7 separate regions of the Homo sapiens genome follow, and regions 2, 3, 4, 5, 6 and 7 are each linked to region 1. Evidence: chromatin contacts called from ENCODE Hi-C or POLR2A ChIA-PET data. All regions are on one chromosome and are shown on one strand. Each heading gives the region's core, a stretch centred on a gene start or an enhancer-like site at or near the end of the contact. The rest is flanking DNA. Distances are from core to core; before and after follow the strand shown. Region 1 holds the start of TCTA (T cell leukemia translocation altered). Region 2 holds the start of RBM5 (RNA binding motif protein 5). Region 3 holds the start of GNAI2 (G protein subunit alpha i2). Region 4 holds the start of SLC25A20 (solute carrier family 25 member 20). Region 5 holds the start of RBM6 (RNA binding motif protein 6). Region 6 holds the start of LINC02585 (long intergenic non-protein coding RNA 2585). Region 7 holds the start of IFRD2 (interferon related developmental regulator 2).

The links. A loop is a pair of places that touch in the nucleus more often than their neighbours do. ChIA-PET counts read pairs that join two places held with the same protein, here RNA polymerase II (POLR2A). Pooled maps may share reads with other maps.
Region 2: a loop to region 1 is called in a map of naive thymus-derived CD4-positive, alpha-beta T cell, with 4 times the contacts of the local background. The contact joins the promoter of RBM5 here to the promoter of TCTA in region 1. A Hi-C loop is called at or near these places in 1 of 168 maps with a recorded cell type or tissue (naive thymus-derived CD4-positive, alpha-beta T cell) and 7 of 50 pooled maps.
Region 3: a loop to region 1 is called in a pooled map, with 9 times the contacts of the local background. The contact joins the promoter of GNAI2 here to the promoter of TCTA in region 1. A Hi-C loop is called at or near these places in 2 of 37 single-sample maps with no recorded cell type and 11 of 50 pooled maps.
Region 4: a pooled map shows a loop between it and region 1 (6-fold over the local background). The contact joins the promoter of SLC25A20 here to the promoter of TCTA in region 1. A Hi-C loop is called at or near these places in 6 of 50 pooled maps. POLR2A ChIA-PET finds 5 or more read pairs at or near these places in 3 of 52 experiments (Caco-2, OCI-LY7 and activated naive CD8-positive, alpha-beta T cell).
Region 5: a map of CD4-positive, alpha-beta memory T cell shows a loop between it and region 1 (5-fold over the local background). The contact joins the promoter of RBM6 here to the promoter of TCTA in region 1. A Hi-C loop is called at or near these places in 1 of 168 maps with a recorded cell type or tissue (CD4-positive, alpha-beta memory T cell), 5 of 37 single-sample maps with no recorded cell type and 9 of 50 pooled maps. POLR2A ChIA-PET finds 5 or more read pairs at or near these places in 1 of 52 experiments (AG04450).
Region 6: a loop to region 1 is called in a pooled map, with 9 times the contacts of the local background. The contact joins the promoter of LINC02585 here to the promoter of TCTA in region 1. A Hi-C loop is called at or near these places in 6 of 50 pooled maps. POLR2A ChIA-PET finds 5 or more read pairs at or near these places in 2 of 52 experiments (AG04450 and activated CD8-positive, alpha-beta memory T cell).
Region 7: a map of CD8-positive, alpha-beta T cell shows a loop between it and region 1 (7-fold over the local background). The contact joins the promoter of IFRD2 here to the promoter of TCTA in region 1. A Hi-C loop is called at or near these places in 2 of 168 maps with a recorded cell type or tissue (CD4-positive, alpha-beta T cell and CD8-positive, alpha-beta T cell), 1 of 37 single-sample maps with no recorded cell type and 11 of 50 pooled maps.

The regions. Positions count from the first base shown.
Region 1 is chr3:49,411,000-49,413,699 of GRCh38, forward strand. It overlaps TCTA (T cell leukemia translocation altered), which reads left to right and starts at 1,424. Exons shown (of 3, transcript NM_022171.3): 1 at 1,424-1,641; 2 at 2,057-2,111. The coding sequence starts at 1,428. RHOA (ras homolog family member A) reads right to left here and starts at 977. Exons shown (of 5, transcript NM_001664.4): 1 at 821-977. RefSeq lists enhancers at 124-1,098, 997-1,291, 1,227-1,636 and silencers at 417-506, 517-796, 857-1,156.
Region 2 is chr3:50,087,521-50,090,220 of GRCh38, forward strand. RBM5 (RNA binding motif protein 5) reads left to right here and starts at 1,399. Exons shown (of 25, transcript NM_005778.4): 1 at 1,399-1,509. RefSeq lists enhancers at 1,256-1,847, 1,367-1,536, 1,577-1,686, 1,848-2,438.
Region 3 is chr3:50,234,821-50,237,520 of GRCh38, forward strand. GNAI2 (G protein subunit alpha i2) reads left to right here and starts at 1,384. Exons shown (of 9, transcript NM_002070.4): 1 at 1,384-1,633. The coding sequence starts at 1,516. RefSeq lists enhancers at 41-651, 652-1,262 and a silencer at 1,132-1,591.
Region 4 is chr3:48,897,483-48,900,182 of GRCh38, forward strand. It overlaps SLC25A20 (solute carrier family 25 member 20), which reads right to left and starts at 1,400. Exons shown (of 9, transcript NM_000387.6): 1 at 1,208-1,400. The coding sequence starts at 1,312. RefSeq lists an enhancer at 321-370 and a silencer at 951-1,140.
Region 5 is chr3:49,938,727-49,941,426 of GRCh38, forward strand. RBM6 (RNA binding motif protein 6) reads left to right here and starts at 1,424. Exons shown (of 21, transcript NM_005777.3): 1 at 1,424-1,499. RefSeq lists enhancers at 1,054-1,576, 1,285-1,344, 1,375-1,424, 1,455-1,514, 1,577-2,098 and a silencer at 1,655-1,854.
Region 6 is chr3:48,662,367-48,665,066 of GRCh38, forward strand. It overlaps LINC02585 (long intergenic non-protein coding RNA 2585), which reads left to right and starts at 1,402. Exons shown (of 3, transcript NR_111921.1): 1 at 1,402-1,447. CELSR3 (cadherin EGF LAG seven-pass G-type receptor 3) reads right to left here and starts at 520. Exons shown (of 35, transcript NM_001407.3): 1 at 1-520. The coding sequence starts at 268. RefSeq lists enhancers at 526-715, 586-1,171, 1,486-1,845, 1,906-1,975, 2,342-2,700.
Region 7 is chr3:50,291,059-50,293,758 of GRCh38, forward strand. It overlaps IFRD2 (interferon related developmental regulator 2), which reads right to left and starts at 1,371. Exons shown (of 12, transcript NM_006764.5): 1 at 1,159-1,371. The coding sequence starts at 1,216. HYAL3 (hyaluronidase 3) reads right to left here. Exons shown (of 4, transcript NM_003549.4): 3 at 2,574-2,663; 4 at 1,774-2,457. The coding sequence ends at 2,188. RefSeq lists a silencer at 1,080-1,289 and enhancers at 1,670-1,859, 2,250-2,700.

The sequences.
Region 1 (2,700 bases), core at 174-2,673:
ATGAAGACGACCCGTAACTGTAGATCCAATCAGTAACTAAGGTACAGATATTTAGATCATTCCTAATCAATACAGCGACTTCGACTAAGCAACATTGCATCTATTTTCATGCAACATCGCTTAAATCATTTACAGTTTTGTGTGTTGTTTTTTTTTTCCAAATGGAAAATACCCCTTTTCCACTCAAAACAGACCCCAAAGCTTTCAGACGAGTTCGGGCGCGTTCCAGGTGGTATGGCCGTAGATCATACCCCTAAGCGTTCAATACAATCTTTTACTTACTTACACAGTCTCCAACAAGTCTGCATTAAAAGAAAACCTACCCAAAGTGTAACTGGACTTTAATCAATATGAAACAGTGATTGTCGTTTCTCGTTAAACGTAAAAAGCAAAATGGAGTTGTAAAGAGTTTCTTTCCCATTTCAACTCCGACAGCCACGCGCGCTTTCAGCGGCCGGCTACACTGCGCGGTCGCGGGGCCCGGCCCAAAGCCCCCGCCCTGCCCGGCGCCGCTGGGAGAGGAAGCTCCGGGGACCGAGGGCGGGCAGGCGGGCAGCCTGGGCTCCACCAGGCCCGGCCGGGCGGGGGAAGGGGCACAGGAGACTACCGGGCGCGCTTCCGGGGACTGCGCGGGCGGGGTCGCCGCTTGGGGCGCGGGGCCCGGGCTGGGAGTCAGGTCAAGGGTCAGGGGCCAGGGGCGGCTCGGCCACGAGCAGCCGGTGGGGCGCGGCCGCGGCGGTGCGGCGGCCTGCCGGCCGGAAGAGTACCGGGCTGGCGGGCCTGGGGCCCCGCGGCGCCTGGAGGGAACCCTTCCGCTCACCTCAGGCAACGAATCCGAGTCCAGCCTCTTCGCGCCGGGGACGCCGGTCCGCGAGTCGCAAACTCGGAGACGAAGGCGGGTAGCTGAAGACCAGACCGTGGACTAACGAGAGAACCGACGGAGGACCGCGGGCGGCGGGAGGGTAGCGCGAGAGAGCGAGGGCGGGCGGCGGCGGGAGGGCGGGGAACGACGTGCGCGCCTCCGAGTGCCCAGCGGGCTCGAGCCGGCACAGGTCGCGGCCCCGCGCACGCGCGCGCACTCACAGCTCATCCACTATTGCTCAGGAGCCCGTCCACGCCCTAAAAGCAAAACCCTTAACCAATCATTGCAGCCGCGTGGGGCATCACGGGAACTCCGGGGCTATAAAAGACCTGGTTGCTATTTTGTACTCCCGGAGTCACTCATCCCTTAAGCAAGCAGGGTGGGGTTAGGTGCGCGTGCGCGGTTTTAATACTCCTCCCCGAACTGCCAACTCTTCACGCACGCGAAGTAGGCCCCACCCTGGCTGGGTTTACGCGTGCGCACTAACGGGCCTGGTCCCGGAAGACCACACGCGTGCGTGGTGGGGACTACGGTGACAGTACCCCGGGTGGGGCGAGGGCCAGTCATGGCGGAGTCCTGGTCTGGGCAGGCCTTGCAGGCTCTGCCGGCCACGGTGCTGGGCGCGCTGGGCAGCGAGTTCTTGCGGGAGTGGGAGGCGCAGGACATGCGCGTGACCCTCTTCAAGCTGCTGCTGCTGTGGTTGGTGTTAAGTCTCCTGGGCATCCAGCTGGCGTGGGGGTTCTACGGGAATACAGTGACCGGGTTGTATCACCGTCCAGGTGAGGCTTCCTACGAACCTCCGTGGGCTGGCCGCCCCCGCCCCCACCCTCTCCCGACTGTACCATTGGGTTCCCCACTATCCTGCAAGAGGCTCATCAGAACTTAACATTGGTTCACGGCCTTACTACCCTGAACGCATCTGACCTCGGAAGCTAAGCCAGGTACTTGGATGGGAGAACTTAACGTTGTGCCCTGACTCATGCCACCATACCATTTTACGCCAGAATCCCCACCAGTCCACCCATCACATTGTATCTGTTCCTCAGAACTCTCACCTGGCAATACCATTAGTCCCTTAGGACCCTCACCAGACTTCACCAAACAATACCAGTGGTCTCTAACCTGACCTGGGCTGATGCCTGCTCAGATTCCCACCCCAGCCTTCTGCAGCTCTGGATGTGTTTCTGCCTCCAGGTCTGGGTGGTCAGAATGGATCCACGCCTGATGGCTCCACGCATTTCCCTTCGTGGTGAGTAAATCTGTCCATACCGCAACCCCATGCTTGGCATTCCAAGGACACTCCTGTGCTGGTGACAGAGAGGGGAGTTCTCAGGCTTTAAGCCCACCAGCTTAATGGCCTTTGCAGCAAGCTTCAAGTCTGCACGTAGAGCTCAGGCTTCAAGTTAGGGTGACACCAAGGTCTGGACAGTCCATCATCATGCTGTTCAGCAGCCTGTAGGATAGGTGGTGGTATTGTCATAATTTCAGAGAGATGAAATGACAGGTTTGTTGGATTCCACTCTGCACAATCCCCTCAGTTGGGAAGGCAGTAATCTCTGTCCTGAGCACATTGACCTCATCAGGGTCAGCCTCCTCTTCTGCAAAACATGCGCTCACTAATCAGGGCATTCATTCAGATAATCTCTGGGCCCCTATCACGTGATAGGGGCCACACGAGGCCCAGAGAACAAAGACAACCCGGGCCCTGCTCATGGGGAGCCAGGGATTTATTAGGGGAGGGCGGCAGTGCATGGGGCAAGGGTGGTCAGGGAAGGCTTCTCCCAAGAAAGACACCTAAGCCGAGATCAAATGCCACAGGGTGACAAAGTGTACCAAGC
Region 2 (2,700 bases), core at 149-2,648, 680 kb after region 1:
TGTATTTTTAGTAGAGACGGGGTTTAGCCATGTTGGCCAGGCTGGTCTCGAACTCCTGAGCTCAGCTGATCCACCTGCCTCGGCCTCCCACAGTGCTTGGATTACAGGCATGAGCCATCATGCCTGGCCCCTCCTTTTTATTTATTTATTTATTATTATTATTATTATTATTATTATTATTATTATTATTATTATTTTGAGACTGAGTCTTGCTCTGTCACCCAGGCTGGAGTGCAGTGGCACGATCTCAGCTCACTGCAACCTCTGCCTCCCTGGTTCAAGTGATTCTCCTGCCTCAGCCTCCCTAGTAGCTGGAACTACAGGTGCATGCCACCATGCCCGGCTAATTTTTGTATTTTTAGTAGAGACGCGGTTTCACCATATTGGTCAGGCTGGTCTTGAGCTCCTGACCTCGTGATCCACTTGCCTCGGCCTCCCAAAGTGCTGGGATTACAGGCGTGAGCCACTGCGTCCAGCCTTTTTTTTTTTTTTTTTTGAAACAGAGTCTCACTCTGTTGCCCAGGCTGGAGTGCAGTGGCGCAATCTCGGCTCACTGCAAGCTCCGCCTCCCGGGTTCACACCATTCTCCTGCCTCAGCCGCCCAAGTAGCTGGGACTACAGGCGCCCGCCACCATGCCCAGCTAATTTTTTTGTATTTTTAGTAGAGACGGGATTTCACCGTGTTAGCCAGGATGGTCTCGATCTCCTGACCTTGTGATCCGCCCGCCTTGGCCTCCCAAAGTGCTGGGATTACAGGAGTGAGCCACCGCGCCCAGCACCGGCCTCCTTTTTATTTTTTAGCGACAGTTTCTCGCATTGTCCCCAGGCTGGAGTGCTGTGACGAGATCACAGCTCACTGCAGCCTCGACCTCTTGGGCCCAAGCGAACCTCTCACCTCAGCTCCTGAGTAGCTGGGACAAGAGGTGCACGCCACCATGCTCAGTTAATTTTATTTTTTGTAGAGATAGGATCTCACTGTGTTTCCCAGGCTGGTCTCGAACTCCTGGCCTCAAGCGATCCTCCTGCCTCGGCCTCCCAAAATGCTGGCTTGTGAGTGAGCCACCACTTCACGCACGGTCTCCTTTTGAAGTAGAATTAGACAATGTTTTACACCGTGCCAGTGAAAGCAAACTGTACTCTCTACGGCGCTAGTAGCAAAAGCAAAGAATTATTAACATGCCTAATAGGAGCCCTAAAAACTAATCCAGGTCTGCAAAAGCCGATCGACAACTCTGTAGTGATTTAGAAGAGAATTGCAAGACATTAACACAGAGCGTCCTAAGTGACAGGATGGTCTGGCGACCACATTTCCCGGCAGCCCTCGCACAGCCAGGCCGCTTCGAGGATTGGACTTCTCCGCAGGAGGCGGGTGACAGGGGGAGGGGATAAGCGTGAGGTACTGTGGGTAGGAGACGGCCGTCGGCGGAGGCGCCATTTTGTGTAGCCGCCGAACCTTGTTGGAGGTTCTGGGGCGCAGAACCGCTACTGCTGCTTCGGTCTCTCCTTGGGGTAAGTGCGGCGGCTGTCTGTAACGACGGTAGGTTCTTGCCATTTGGGCTGGCCCCCAAGCCTCCCTTGTCAGCTGCCGGAGGCGACTGATCAGCTCCAGCCGGTTCTGTAGAGGGGCTAAATTACCCCAGGCGTTGGAGGGCCGCGCCCTTCCTTGTTGCCAGCTCTGTCAGTTTCCAGAGGGTGTCCAGCCAGCTCAGCCTTGGGCCTGCTTCTTTCTGGCTGTGACTTTGCCCCTTGTGGATACACGTCCCCTAATCTTCAGCCCAACGGAGCAGTGGAGCCGTCGCCTGTCCCTCGGGCACTCCTTGGGAGCTCCCTGGCAGTCTCTGGCCGCCATCCCCCGCTCAACTGCAACTGAATCGCCCTCTCCGAAAAGCTGTTCGGTGATCGCCCATCTGCGGGTTTGGAACCTCTTGGGAGGCGGGAGGGGCATGTGCGGGGAGGGCAGGCCGGACGCTGGAGTCGGTCGAGCAGGCCGTGACGCCGCCATCTCGGCCGCGAGACCCCACGGAGGTGGGTGCCGGCACCGCCCGGGAGACAAGGGGCGGCACCAGTGAATATGCCCCGGGACTTGTTTCCCCCCAGTGGTTCTTTTTCATTTATTAATTTCAACAAATCGTTGAGCATTCGCTCTAGACTAGGCTTCCAGAGACTACTGGAACTGATTTTTCGGACCTCGCGCTCATCGAACGCGGTCCAGCAGTGTGATGTCTTATTACCAACGGGGGGCGGGGGGCCGGGCTGTTCACTACTCAGTGGTTTGTAGTCATAAGAACTGGCTCAAGACGTGGTGGTTATTGTTACCTAGGAATTAGGTCGTTTCTAGCTTTGCTCTTGTCTTATGCGATACGTTATTAATGTAGTAGATTTCAGTCAGCTCAGTATCCCAGCTTCTACGAGGTTTTACATTTTTCATCAGAAGTGTTTGAATTTCATGTTGCTCCTTGTATTAATGAAGACACTTGGATTAATGTTTTAACGGTCAACTATCCCACGGAGTTGCTTTGATACAAAACCAAGGAGCTGATTGTAGCTCTGCCCTTTTTGCTTTGTAATTCTAAGGTAGGAGCAGGGAAGGAGTCTTCTGCTTGCTCCGTATTATGATTCTGTTAAATCTGGAATCTAATATTTTAAAATATGCTTAATCTTCCGGTTTTGCTCATTGTTAACAAAATGTTAGCACGATTT
Region 3 (2,700 bases), core at 134-2,633, 820 kb after region 1:
AAATGTCCAATCGAGGGTGGGGCTCTGGGCTGCTCCTGGAGCACAGGATCAGAAAGACTTGAAATGTTCAGCTAGAAACACTGCTGCTTCCACCCCACCTTTGCCTGGCCATAGGGTTGCAGCCATTGCCCAGTGGGGACAGGCCACAGGAGGGTGGGATGTGGGATCATGGCCACCTCCAGACGTGGACAGGCCATGGAAGAGACAGGTCATAAGATCATGGCCACTTTTGTTTCTAGAAGTCCAGTGGCAACTTCTTCCTCTTTCTTCCCTCCCAACCCCCTCACCCTGCCTGCCCGCCCTCCTCTCTTCCTCCCTCTCCACCCTCTCATCCTCTCTCCCTTTCTCCCTTGGGTCCTGATTGCCTGGTCCCAGATTGGAGTCCAGGATGGCTGCCTGCCGAAGAATGCCTCCCGGTAGATTGGGGAAGGATGGATATGAGAAGCCACCCAGCTAAAGGAGACAGCCTAGGCAAAGGTGTAAAGATGGAAACCAATTTTTTTTTTTTTTTTTGAGACGGAGTCTTGCTCTGTCGCCCAAGCTGGAGTGCAATGAATGGCGCGATCTCGGCTCACTGCAACCTCCGCCACCCGGGTTGAAGCAGTTCTCCCGCCTCAGCCTCCTGAGCAGGTGGGATTACAGGCGCCCACGACCACGCCCGGGTAATTTTTGTATTTTTAGTAGAGATGGGGTTTCACCATGTTGGCCAGGCTGGTCTAGAACTCCTGACCTCAAGTGATCTGCCCGCCTCGGCCTCCTAAAGTGCTGGGATTACTGGCGTGAGCCACTGCGCCCGGCCTTTTTTTTTCCTTTTTCGACTAGCTGCAACCCAGAGGGAGAAGGCGGTAAACCCGCCTTAAGACTGAGAAAACCGCAGTCCAGAAAGGCTCCCGAGTTCGTAGATCCCAAAACAAGTTTACTGGACTCATTAACTTTAACAAATGACAAAGACACGCCTCCTCCACCTAACTCGCCCAACTCGCAGAAGCTCAGAGGGCTGGTTCCTGCTCTGCCCTCGAGGGCACCGGATCCCCACCCTCGGGTTAACAGATCCGCCCTCCCGGCTGTCCAGCAACAGAGCTCCCGGCGCTCCGCACCCAATCACAGCCCGGTCCCGCCTGCAGCCCGCCCAGTGCCGGGTCCCGGGGTTTGGAACCACCCCTATTGCCTTTTCTCCGCGTGGCCCCGCCTGCAGCCCAGGCCCGAGCCTGGGCTGCGCCTAACTTCCCCCTTCGCTCCGCCCTCGAGCCAATCAACAGCCTCTAATCTCCTCTGGCCCCGCCTGCAAGCCCGCCCCGGCCCAGTCACAGGCTTGGTTCGCCCAGGCCCCACCCCCGGCCCGCCCCGCCGTCGGTGCGCGGCGGTAGGGAAGGCGCCTCCCGCAGTCGCTCGGAACTGCCGACCCGAGTGCTTCCCGCAGAGGGCTGGTGGTGGGAGCGGAGTGGGTCGGGCGGGGCCGAGCCGGGCCGTGGGCCGTGTGGGGGCCGGGCGGCGGCCGGGCCGGCGGACGGCGGGATGGGCTGCACCGTGAGCGCCGAGGACAAGGCGGCGGCCGAGCGCTCTAAGATGATCGACAAGAACCTGCGGGAGGACGGAGAGAAGGCGGCGCGGGAGGTGAAGTTGCTGCTGTTGGGTGAGGCCGCGTCCCGCACTGGGATCCTTGATTCCCAGCTCGAATCCCCAGACAAGGACTTTGACCTCCCAGACTAGGGCTTCAAACTCCCAGACCCGGGCTGTCTGGGACCCCACACCTGGGCCAGGACCAGGGTTGAAAACTCTAGATTGGACTAGACCTTTGATCCTGCCCAGACTCTAGACCAGACCCCTGTCTCATCCCAGACCCCAGACCTCCAAATCCAGTCAACAGTGCCCCAACACCCGCGGTCCAGTGCCCTGCTTGGCCATCCCCCCTTGCTAACTAGCTTCACAGAACTTCAGAGCCCCGCCATCCTTCCCTACACTTTGCCCAAACCCCCAGGATGCCCGCCACTTGTTCCCCAACCCTCAGGCTCCGCTTGTTTTCCTCACCTGCGCCTTTTATTCCTATTGGGCATGAGCATCCCGCGGGGCCCCTGCCAGGCCCCCCACCCACTCCCTCCTTCTCCTTCTGTGCCCCATCCCTAGTCTGGAATCTGTATCCTCCACCTGTGCACTCTGACCCAAGGAACCTCTCGAGTGGGAAACTGCTCTTGAGCCCCATCTCCAGCTGGAACCCCTTCAGCGAGCCCTGCTCCCTGCTTCCTGCCCTCCAGATCCTTCTCTGCAGGCATCACTCCCGAAACCCTCTGCTGATCCTCCCCTAAGTCCTCTTACACTCTGGCCTTCCCCAGATCCCTCCACCCTTCCTGCACCAAGTGGGCTGGGCTAGGAGGCGGGAGCCCTGGGTTGGAGAGGGCCTAGGCTGCCTTATGCAGAACCCCCACGGGGCTGGATTGAGGCTCCACTGGTCACGCTGGGGGAGGGGGCCAGGCCTCAGGCTTCCCAAGGAGGCTCTATGTTTTCCAGTTTCGAAGGCCAGTCTGGGAAGTAGGAGAGAGAGTGGAGGAGTTAGGGTTGTGGCCGCCTCCAAGGCCAGAAAAGATGGTGGCTGCTAGAGGAGTGGGGGGAAGTGGAAGTGGTGAGACAGCCGACATATTGCTGCCCCTGCGGGTGAGCCCAGGAGATCTGCTAGTAGGTGCTGGGCTGCCCACACCCCTTCTG
Region 4 (2,700 bases), core at 150-2,649, 510 kb before region 1:
GCCGCTTGGAATGACCACAGTCTGGGAAGCACTAACACATGGCATTTACCACCAGCTAAATAAACATTTGATTTCATGTTGCACAATGACCTAGCCAGTCCAGCTACTTTAACCCTGGTCTTCCTATAGAATGACCCCAGTATGAGCTCTACTTCAGGGCAGCTCCTCTCTTGGATGAAAGGCAGCAAAGAGCTTGCTGCCCAAGCTGGCCAAGAGGAAGTGCCCACAAAACTATTTCGCTGTGGAAGAAATCTGACCCAACATCCTAACAAACCCCCTCACATGGGCTTCCAATCTTTTAAAACTCATGTCTGCTCCCCACAGGCCCACCCTGGCAATGACTTGTCAATTTCCTTCACGTCTACGTCTAGAAAAAAAGTGAGAAAACTGGATGCAGCTTCGAGTGCTAAGCCATGGGGGATGGACTTTGGTCCCCAAGCAAAGCATTAATGAAGGTGTTGCAAGGGGAATAGTTGAGATATGATATGAGGAAGACCAGAGAACAATTCCTGATGAACGTCCTCCCTCCCAAGCCTCAGTCTGACCATAGCTTCCTCATCTGGGAGTTGTGAGAATGAGGCTGGCCTTGTGCAAAGCTGATCACCTTGCTTTCCGTGGAAGGGGCTCGGTCACTGAGGTCATCATTGCTTCTCACAGGGATGCCTCTGCCCAGGAGGCTGAGCAGGCCACCGTTGGGTGACAGGCCGAAGAGTGTCAAGTATCTCCCCGGGCCGGGAAAGGTGCGAAAGAGATGGGTACTCTTGCCCCAGGGGAATGTATCAAAGGACACCTCCAGAACAACCGTACCGCTCTGTCTTTAGTTGTCTTCCTGGGGCAGGCTTTACAGGGGACCTGTTTCAACCTTAACGATAATATTAGTGTTGGCTGAAACCAAAACTATGGAGAGACGTTTATTCCTTCCCATCCCTAAAGAAGTGGCGCAGGGTCAGAAGAGACTGCGGGACAGGGAACTTTACATCAGAGCTCTTGACAGGCAGTTAGAGGCTGCTCACTTTGCGCCGCCGCCTGGCTCTTTGGGGCGCAAGGTACAGCTTCCTGCCCACCCCTGAAAGAGAGATTCCCTAGACTTCTCACGGAAGCTCACACATGCCCCTCTTCTGCCCAGCGTCCGCGCCTCGCGGGGGACCATGCTTTCCGCGCCCCGCCCGGGCCTCCTCCCCAAAGCCTGCGACCCAGCCTCCCGCACCTTGACCGTGTCCAGAGGGTGACCGACGAACACCAGGCACACGCCGCCAAAGCCGCCGGCCAGCAGGTTCTTGAGCGGGCTGATGGGTTTTGGCTGGTCGGCCATGGTCAGTCCGTCTGTCACTCCGTCTGTCAGTTCTCGGGCCGTCCTGGCTTCTCAGCCCCAGCTGCAGTGCCGGCGCCGCCGACCTTTCACCCACTTTTGGGTGGGCGGGGCACGAGCCCGGGGCAGGTCGGGAGGAGGGCCCAGTTGGCACGGTAGGGCTTCCGCCCGGGGCTGCTTCCGGCCTCGGCCCCGCTTCGATGGGCGTGGCAGAGCGCAAAGCCGCATGGGCGGGGTTTGGGAGTGTGGGCCAGCGGGCCTATTCCTCCAGGAAGCCTTCCCAGACTTCCATGTTTCCTCTGAGCTCCCATTCATCCACTCACTCCAGAGAGATCAATTGCGCCCTGCCATATGCCAGGCGTCCTTCTAGGTGCTGGAGGCACCCCTGGTAGTACAACACACAGGTCCCTGTCCTCCTGGAATTTACAGACCATAACAAAGATAAATAACTAAAAAATGCATAGTGTATCAAGTAGTAATAAGTACTACGGAGAAAAATCCAGGAAGAGAGTTAGAGGGTGTGTGGGACAAGTGATTTGCAATTTTAGTTCGTTGAATAAGGGAGGGTTTAACTGAAAAGGTGACAGGATTCAAGACCTGAGAAGATGAGAGAGGGAGTTCTGTTCACACATAACAGGGTCAAGGGTGAGGAACCTTCCACCCAGAAGAAAAAGAAAATGCAAAAGCCTTGAGATGGTCTGTGCCTGACATGTTTGAGAAACCACAGGAAGAGGGAGGGTAGTAGCTGATGAGGCGACAGAGGTTTTGGAGGCACTAGAAGACAGGTTTGGGCCTGGTGTTATGGCTCATGTCTGTAATCCCAGCTCTTTGGGAGGCCAAGGCGAGAGGATTGCTTAAACCCAGGAGTTTGAGACCAGCCTGACTTATATAGCGAGACTCTTGTCTCTAAAAAAAAAAAGTTAGGCCGGGCCCAGTGGCTCACACCTGTAATCCCAGCACTTTGGGAGGCCAAGGCAGGCATATCAACTGAGGTCAGGAGTTTGAGACCAGCCTGACCAACATGGAGAAACCCCGTCTCTACTAAAAATACAAAATTAGCGGGGCATGGTGGCGCATGCCTGTAATCCCAGCTACTTGGGAGGCTGAAGCAGGAGAATCACTTGAACTTGGGAGGCAGAGATTGCGGTGAGCCCAGATCGTGCCATTGCACTCCAGCCTGGGCAAAAAGAGCGAAACACTGTCTCTACAAAAAAAAAAAAAAAAAAAAAAAAAAAAAGTTAAAGGCCCGACGCAGTGGCTCATGCCTATAATCCCAGCACTTTGGAAGGCCAAGGCAGGTGGATCACCTGAGGTCAGGAGTTCAAGACCAGCCTGGCCAACATGGTCAAACCCCGTCTCTACTAAAAATACAAAAACTTGCCAGCCGTAAT
Region 5 (2,700 bases), core at 174-2,673, 530 kb after region 1:
TTCTCCTGCCTCAGCCTCCCGAGTAGCTGGGATTACAGGCGCCTGCCACCAAGCCCGGGTAATTTTTTTTTTTTTTTGCGACAGTCTCCCTCTGTCGCCTAGGCTGGAGTGCAGTGGCGCTATCTCGACTCACTGCAAGCTCCGCCTCCCGGGTTCACGTCATTCTCCTGCCTCAGCCTCCTGAGTAGCTGGGACTACAGGTGCCCGCCACCACGCTCCACTAATTTTTTGTGTTTTTAGTAGAGACAGGGTTTCATCGTGTTAGCCAGGATGGTCTTGATCTCCTGACCTCGTGATCCACCCGCCTCGGCCTCCCACAGTGCTGGGATTACAGTCGTGAGCCACTGCGCCCAACTTCTTTCTTTCTTTCTTTCTTTTGAGACGGAGTCTTGCGCTGTTGCCAGGCAACAGTGCAGTGGCGCGATCTCGGCTCACTGCAACCTGTGCTTCCCGGGTTCAAGCAATTCTCTGCCTCAGCCTCCTGAGTAGCTGGGATTACAGGCATGCGCCACCACGCCTGGCTACTTTTTGTATTTTTAGTAGCGATGGGGTTTCACTATCTTGGCCAGGCTGGTCTTGAACTCCTGACCTCGTGATCCACCCACCTCGGCCTCCCAAAGTGCTAGGATTACAAGCATGAGCCACTGCGCCCGGCCTTTTTCTTTCTTTCTTTTTTTCTGAGGTGGAGTCTTGCTCTATTGTCCAGGCTGGAGTGCAGTGGCACAGTGTCGGCTCACTGCAACCTCTGCCTCTGCCTCCCGGGTTTAAGTGATTCTCCTGCCTCAGCCTCCCGAGTAGCTGGGATTACAGGCACCTGCCACCAAGCCCGGGTAATTTTTGTATTTTTGGTAGAGATGGGGTTTCACCATGTTGGCCAGGCTGGTCTAGAACTCCTGACCTCAGGTGGTCCACTCGCCGCGGCCTACCAAAGTGCTGGGATTACAGGCGTGAGCCACCGCGCCCCGCCAACCAGCTGGAGATGGCTTAAACTTACTCCCGAAGAAGCTCCCTTCCATTTCTCTCACACTAACGGACAATAAGGAGGCCTCGAGCTAGGCAGGCCAGGGCCGTACCCGAGCTGCTGGCAGGGAGCAAACCTCAGGAAAGTCAAGCCACCAAAAAACTGTAAGCCTCAATCAACTGAGAGGAAAGCACAAGAGGACCAGGTGTCACAGGGCAGAGGCCAAACCACAACTCCCAGCAGGTCACGCGGAGTAGGGCGGGTAAGCGCGCCTTCTTATTGGATGGCGATGGACAGCGTGCTCTTACGACCCACCCCAGAAGGCAAGTCCCCTGCGCGCGGGGCACGGCGGGAGTAAGAGTCTGCGGGACCGGCAGCTGTACTTCATCTCCCAGCGGGCCGAGCGCTGAAGGCAGCGGCGCGGCGCCTTTGTGGTAGCAGTGGCCCCGCGCGGAGGAAGTTCCGGTGTCCGCGGCGCTGGGTCGGTGGCGGAGGCTGAGGAGAAGGAGGAGCGGGCCGTGGAGGCTTCGCCGCCTAGGTAAGGGCCCGGGACTGGAGGGGAGGCGTGCCAGAGCCTGCCAGGGAATAGCCAGCAGACAGGCCCGCTCTAGACATCGCAGGCCCGCGCAGCCTGAAAGCTGTGGCTTCAGTGTCGCGGGGCGGCTGCGGCCTCGCTCGGGAAGAAGACCAAGCAACGGTGAGATGAGGGAGGCGCCGCCCGTGGCAGGAACGCCCCGGAACCGTCGCGGGCCTGGGGCGGGGCCCGGCGCGGCAGTAGATTACCGGTCCCGCCGCGGAGCGGCCAGCTGTGAGGCTGGGGCCGGCGCGTGGTTGCGGCTCTGTGCTCCTACTCTTCGGAGCTGTAAGCGGGCTGTTCTTGCGGTTTTCCTGTTTCAGATCCAATTCTGTGGCATCACTAGGAAGGGAGCTCTTGTGCTTAGCACGTAGCCTCGTCCTCAGACTTGGACAGACACAAGGGAGGCTCCGCTGGACCGGAGGGCACAAGAGCTCCGAGCCCGGTCGTCGGGGCGGTAGAACCTGGAAGCGGGAGAGTGGTCTGGTGGGTTCTGCGCCCGTTAGGCAATGAAGGAGAAGGATGTTTTATCGTATTCACGCTTTAGATTCCATTAGCGGTGTAAATAGATGTTTTTCTCTTTATTTTAGAATTGACGTTAGGCGAATGGGTTCAACTTTGGGAATGCCTTTTTTTTTTTTTTTTTTTTGAAGGAAGGGCCCTGTTTCGTAGGGTACATAAACCGTGAGCGTAATTGTATTTTTTGCATATTCCAGGTTTGCTTGTGAAGGTCAGAGTAGCCGGATTTAAGTGAAGGAGTTCAGTAGACATGCAGACATGGTCACCTGGTTCATTTTCTGAACCCTGGATTGTGCCCTCGGCTTGCTAGTTTCCACCTTCCTATTGAGAAATGCCACCAGCGTGAATGATTTAAATATGTCACCATTACTGAATTTGTGAGGTCTCTAACGAGAGGTGTCAAGAGCTGGTGCGTGATGGTAGGACTGGCAGTGAAGAAAGTAACTAAATAATATGTTACCATTTTGGTGAAACACAAAAGTTGAATTTGAACCTTGTCTCAGAAACTAGCATCTAACTAGATACCTAACCTGCAGGACAGGTCCCAGGTCTCTCTGGATAGTTGTAGCACCTTTCCTTATAGAATTCTATTACCAGGCCGAGCCTGGTGGCTCACACCTGTAATCCCAGCACTTTGGGAGGCTGA
Region 6 (2,700 bases), core at 152-2,651, 750 kb before region 1:
CTCGGAGCCCCACGAAGATAGGCTCCCTGACCCCCAGGCCAGGCCCCCCATCCTCCCGGACCCCGGAAGACTCCGGACAAAGAGCTAAGGCTCCGCCACCGATATGCGCCCTTGGCCCCGTAGTGGCAGCTAAGCCTGGGTCCCAGCCCTGGTGCCCACCGCCCCCCAGCTCCTCCTGGCTGAGGGGGAACAAAGAGAGGAGAAGGAGCAGGAGTATGGGGGTCGACCGTCCCCCGAGGCCCCGCCACGGCGGCCGCCTCGCCATCATCCCCCGCCTCCCTGCACGGCCTCCACCGCCCCCCGCCCCGGTCCGGGCCTTGGGCTGGCCCCGCCGCTCGGGCCCCCTCCCGGGCCCCTGCCGCCGCCCCGGGCCCCCGCCCCTCCGCCTGTCTCTCCGCACCCCCGCCGCCCTCTGGGCACCATCTACTCCGCGGCCGGAGCCCCTCCGGCGTGCGGCCCTGGCTTTTTCCGCCCCCACCACAGCATCCCCGACGCTGCTGCCGCCTCCCGCCGCTCCAACATGGCTCCCGGCCGCCCCGATGGTTCGCTCCACCTCTGCCCCGGCGCCCGAAACACGGTGGTACAACCCATCGCGCATGGCAGCTCTGAGGACCGAAGATGTTGCCGCCATCTTTATTGAGGACGTGAGCGTTGCTCCTGGTGCTGAACAGAGCGCGAAGGTTCGCCGTCGTTGGGTCCGCCCTCCCCACTTTCGGTCGCCGCCTTCACCCACCTCCCTCCTTCTAGGGCGCTGTCCCAGCTCCGTCTCCCAGCCTTTTTCTGTCCTTCCAGATCTCTTGTTCCCCCTTCCTGACCACTAGTTCTGAACCGTGTCCCGGATTTTGGTCTGAAATTTTGGTGCCCATGAGCGTTCTCATAGCTCTGGGAGGGGGTACTGTGTGAAATCCTGGGGTAGAGGGGACGATGGCTGGAGAGGGGTCTGGGGTGCCAGCACCCCGAACAATAGCTTTAACTATCCCATCAGCTAGTTTTATGAAACATGTCGCGACCACCTGCTTGTTTGGATCGCCCCTGCGGAGCAGGGACCAGAGATGACCCTCCCGAGGCGGGAGCAGAGGCCAAATTCTTCCCTGCCTTGCTGGTCCCCAGCAGTCTCCCGGGCTCGGGGCCCCTTCACTGGAGGCTGCACCCCCTCCCAGGCTGCGAGTCCCGAGTGCTCTGGGATGCCACGTGGAGCCCGGCGTTGCCCCATGGCTGCGGGCCCCGCTTCTTCGGGTCCCCGCCCCTCGTCCGTCACGACCGCATGCCTTAACCCCTTGAAGGGACTGACACAGAAACTCAGTCCTCCCCCCACCCTCGGTGCATTCCAGCTCTCCCTGCGTAACTCCTGGCACGCGCCGGTCTCGCCAGGCCAATGGGTGGACCTGGCGCAACAGACGTCACGAGAGGAGCGGAGGCGAGGGGTGAACGCGGAGCACTCCAATCGGTCAGTCATTGTTTCTATTGGCACAATGGGAGGCCCCGCCCCTCACGGCGGACTCATCGCATGGGGGAGGGGGCTCCGCGGGTTGCCGGCTAACCGTGAGAGAGTCCGGGAGGTACACTATACGGACCGGCCTCCAAAGGCGGAATCGATAACGAGCTGCAGCGCCGGGTGCAGAGGACGCGGGCATCCCGAAGCCCAGGAAGAGGTCAGGGCCGGGACCCCAGAACGCTCCACAGGGTGCGGCTCCCGCGATGGGGTGGATCCTGGTTCTAACAGGCGAGGAACTCCTGGCCAAGGCCTCTGGCCCGCCCCGAACGGTCCCTATGACATCACCATCAACCAATCAGTCGGCGCATCCTTTCGCCCCTTGACTGCTCCGCTTCCGGGAGGCGGGGCTTCTGCGGGTTCCACCTCCCGAGCGCCCCTTGTGGCTACCAAGGTCAGGCAACAGGTGTCCAGTTGTTCCCTCTCCTGTCTACGAATCTGAGGACCTCCCCAGGATCAGAGCTCTGGGCCTGATACACGGCCGGGGTTCCTACGGGTTTGTGAGTGGGGGTGGAAGATCTGCAGAGGCACTTAGGGCTGAACTCCTTTGAATGGGAGCCAATCGGTGCAGGGGCTGGAGGAGCGAGTCCCCCAAAGTAGTTTTATTTATCTATTTAGAGACAAGGTCTCACTCTTTCGGAGTGCAGTGGTGATCACAGCTCACCGTAGCCTCGAACTCCCCAGGCGATTCTCTCACCTCAGCCTCCCGAGTAGCTGGGACTACGGGTACATGTCATCACACTTGGCTAATTTTTGCATTTTTTATAGAGACAGGGTCTCACCATGTAGGCCAGATTAGTCTTGAACTCCTGGGCTCAAGCAATCCGCCCATCTTGGCCTCCCAAAGTGCTGGGATTATAGGTGTGAGCCACCGCGCCCGGCAACCCAGAAGTGGTTTTGACAGCACCAGCGCTTTCTGTGTCCACAATCTAGTGAGTAGAGGGCACAAAACCTGACACCACGGAGGCAGACAGGCAGGGGCTCTGCCGGGGAAGGGTGTTGGAGTCCCAAAGGAGGCGTCTGAGTCACCTTCGCAACCTGGGACGCCTTCTTGCATAAGATGCCTGAGCAGTGCCTTGAATGACCAAGGGGAGATCCGCATCTGCAAAGGAAGGGCAGGGAGGGATAGGGATTGGGGGTGGGCATCCTAGGTCTTGGAGACTGTGTGGGCAAATGTGCAGAGACATAAAGGGACTATGGCTGAGGGA
Region 7 (2,700 bases), core at 121-2,620, 880 kb after region 1:
CTGGAGTGCAATGACGCCATCTCGGCTCACTGCGACCTCTGCCTCCCGGGTTCCAGTGATTCTCCTGCCTCAGCCTCCCGAGTAGCTGGGATTACAGGCATACGACACCACACCCAGCTAATTTTGTATTTTTAGTAGATAGGGTTTCTCCATGTTGGTCAGGCTGGTCTCGAACTCCTGGCCTCAGGTGATCTGCCTGCCTTGGCCTCCCAAAGTGCTGGGATTACAGGTGTGAGCCACCACGCCCAGCCTGCTCCCATTTTATCTTACTATTCTACCTGCCGGAGCAGCCCAGCCTTCCCTCATTCACTCCACTGCGCTGGGGTCCCTCCAGCTGCCAGGTCTTTGTACAACTTGCTCTCTTCTCCATCCTCTCAGGACTCACCCAGAAGCACTTCCCCCCAGGCCTCCCTGAGTCCTAAGTCTGGGGCTGACACCACTCAGTGAACATGTTCCACACCCTATTAGATGTCCCCCACCCAAAACCCACCATGGTGGTGACCAGTTTAAAGTTGTGCCTAGGTATTTTCCTCCTTCCTGTGCCCGGCCCTCCTCCCTTCCCCCTCAAGAATAAAAATAAATAAATTTGTGCGTGGTAGGCACCCCATCCCAGCAGAGTAAACATATGTGTTTAACGCATTAAGATAGGCTCCTGGTCTAAGCTGATAAGCGAGTCCCAAGACTGCCTCAGGCTCCAGGATACTCAGCTACCTTGTGGAGTCAGGCCTGCCAAGCTGCCAAGGCCCTAACCAGGTAGCTTCCCAACAGAGCCCCCTCCCTCTCTTCACCGGAGCAGGCCAGGACTCCCGCCAACTTCCTTGACCAGTCCAGGAAAGGATCAGGGTTTGGCAAGAGGACTGGCTTCCTGCCCTGTCCGGTGAGTTTGTCCACCCAGCAGGCAACTGAGGCCCGGAGGGGCTGGCCGGGTCACCGCTGGGAGCGCGGACTCCCAACAGGCAGTGGGCAGCGAGCTCAAGTTGGGCACGCACGTGGCCAATGACTGCTGGGGCACGTGCCAGCCTCGGTAGAGTTATGGGAAGCTGCGTGGGGCTGGCCGAGGGGGTTCCCCACCCAGGGCCCTCGAGAACAACCAAGGGGATCCAGCAGGACCCCCGCCCGCCGCTCATACAGCTGTCCCGCGCCCCCCACCCCACTCACCTCCTCCACGGCGCTGACCACCCTTCCGGAGCGTGTTGCCCTTACGGGCGCGAGGCATGCCGGGAACCGGGCGCGGGGGGCGCGGGGTCAGGGACCCGGTGGGTGTGGGCTCCAGGCCAACGAGACGCCGGCCGGTGCGCTGCGCTGAGACTTGGCCAGACGACGGGAGCCACACGCCACGCGCGCCACCATCTTCGCGAGGCGCCCCGCCCTGCCAAACAGGTCGCCGGGAAGGCGAGTTCCAGGCCATCCGATTCAGGCCCACATCCACGAGGCTAAAACTACTAATCCCAGAGGCCTGAGCGCGCAGGCGACGGCGGCTAGCTGCGCGTAGAGCACCATGGGAATGGTAGTCCACGCCTGGGGCCCACCAGCCGACGACGCGCTGGCTGAACTATGCACCCACAATGCCCTGCGCGCGCCCCAGCCCCGCGTCGGGAACAAGTGCACGGTGGTTAACTCCGAAGCGTCCCTCAGTGGAGCACCAAGGCAGGACTGGCTTCTCAGGGCACTTGGCAGCGGGACACTCCAGACGAGACCTACCCCTGCCTGGGTCTGGGGACCATGGGAAGGGCTTAGAGCTTGGGATAACAGGAGCAACAGCCAAACCTCAGGCAGTGGAAAAAAGTGACTTTATGATGAAAGAGTGCAGACAACAGCTTAGCACTTTACCGACCTTCGCCAAGATTTTTTGGGGCCCATCTGCCCGTGCACGGCCCATCTGTGACCTCTCCATGGGCTTAGTGAGGTGTAGGCACAAAGCCCTAGGCTGGCAGCCCTAACTAGCTGGAACCTGACTCTCCCTGGAACTGCTTCCTTGCCATGGAGGACTCACATGATCTCAGAGGGCCTCTGGTTTTATAAGCGTTTTTTCTGGCCCCTTCTACCCCTCAGGGATTCCAAGGGAAGCGGGGTGTGTGCTTGGGAGGGTTGACTGTAAACTGAATAGAGCAAGAGTGGGACAGAGTAGTTCCAGGACTGGAAAAGTGGCAGCAGGGAAAAGAAGAGGCAGTGGCAGGGGCCCTGGCTTTATACTGCTTCTTTAGGCCCAGGCCTGGGCTCCTGGCAGGTGGGGCCAGCCCAGCCCCAGTAACAGTGGCAGCTGAAGGACTTCCAATCTCCAAGGCTGCCGTCTGGCCACAGGTGTAGAAAGGCTTCCATCTGTCCTGGATCTCGCCGGGCACAGCGCCCGTGGCCATGGCACCGCTGGTGACTGCAGGCCATCGCTGCCCTGGTCACATTGATCACATAGGGGCCCAAGGTGTCCACCAGGTAGTCATGGAGATGCCAGCACTCCTCCTGAGGAGAAGGGAAGATATGTGTCAATATGCCTGCTCTATAATCTTGACATGGCCGTCCCCCACCCTGGGACCCCAGCATGTGCTACATGGCAGGCTCAAAGGGGCAATGATCACCTCAGAGCTGGAGAGGCTCAGGTCCCCCCAGAGCACCACGCCGGCTGCCCCTAGTGCTGCACTCACACCAATGGACTGCACAAGGTCATCCTGGAGGCAGAGAGCTGCTAAGCCAGTGCTGGGCTGG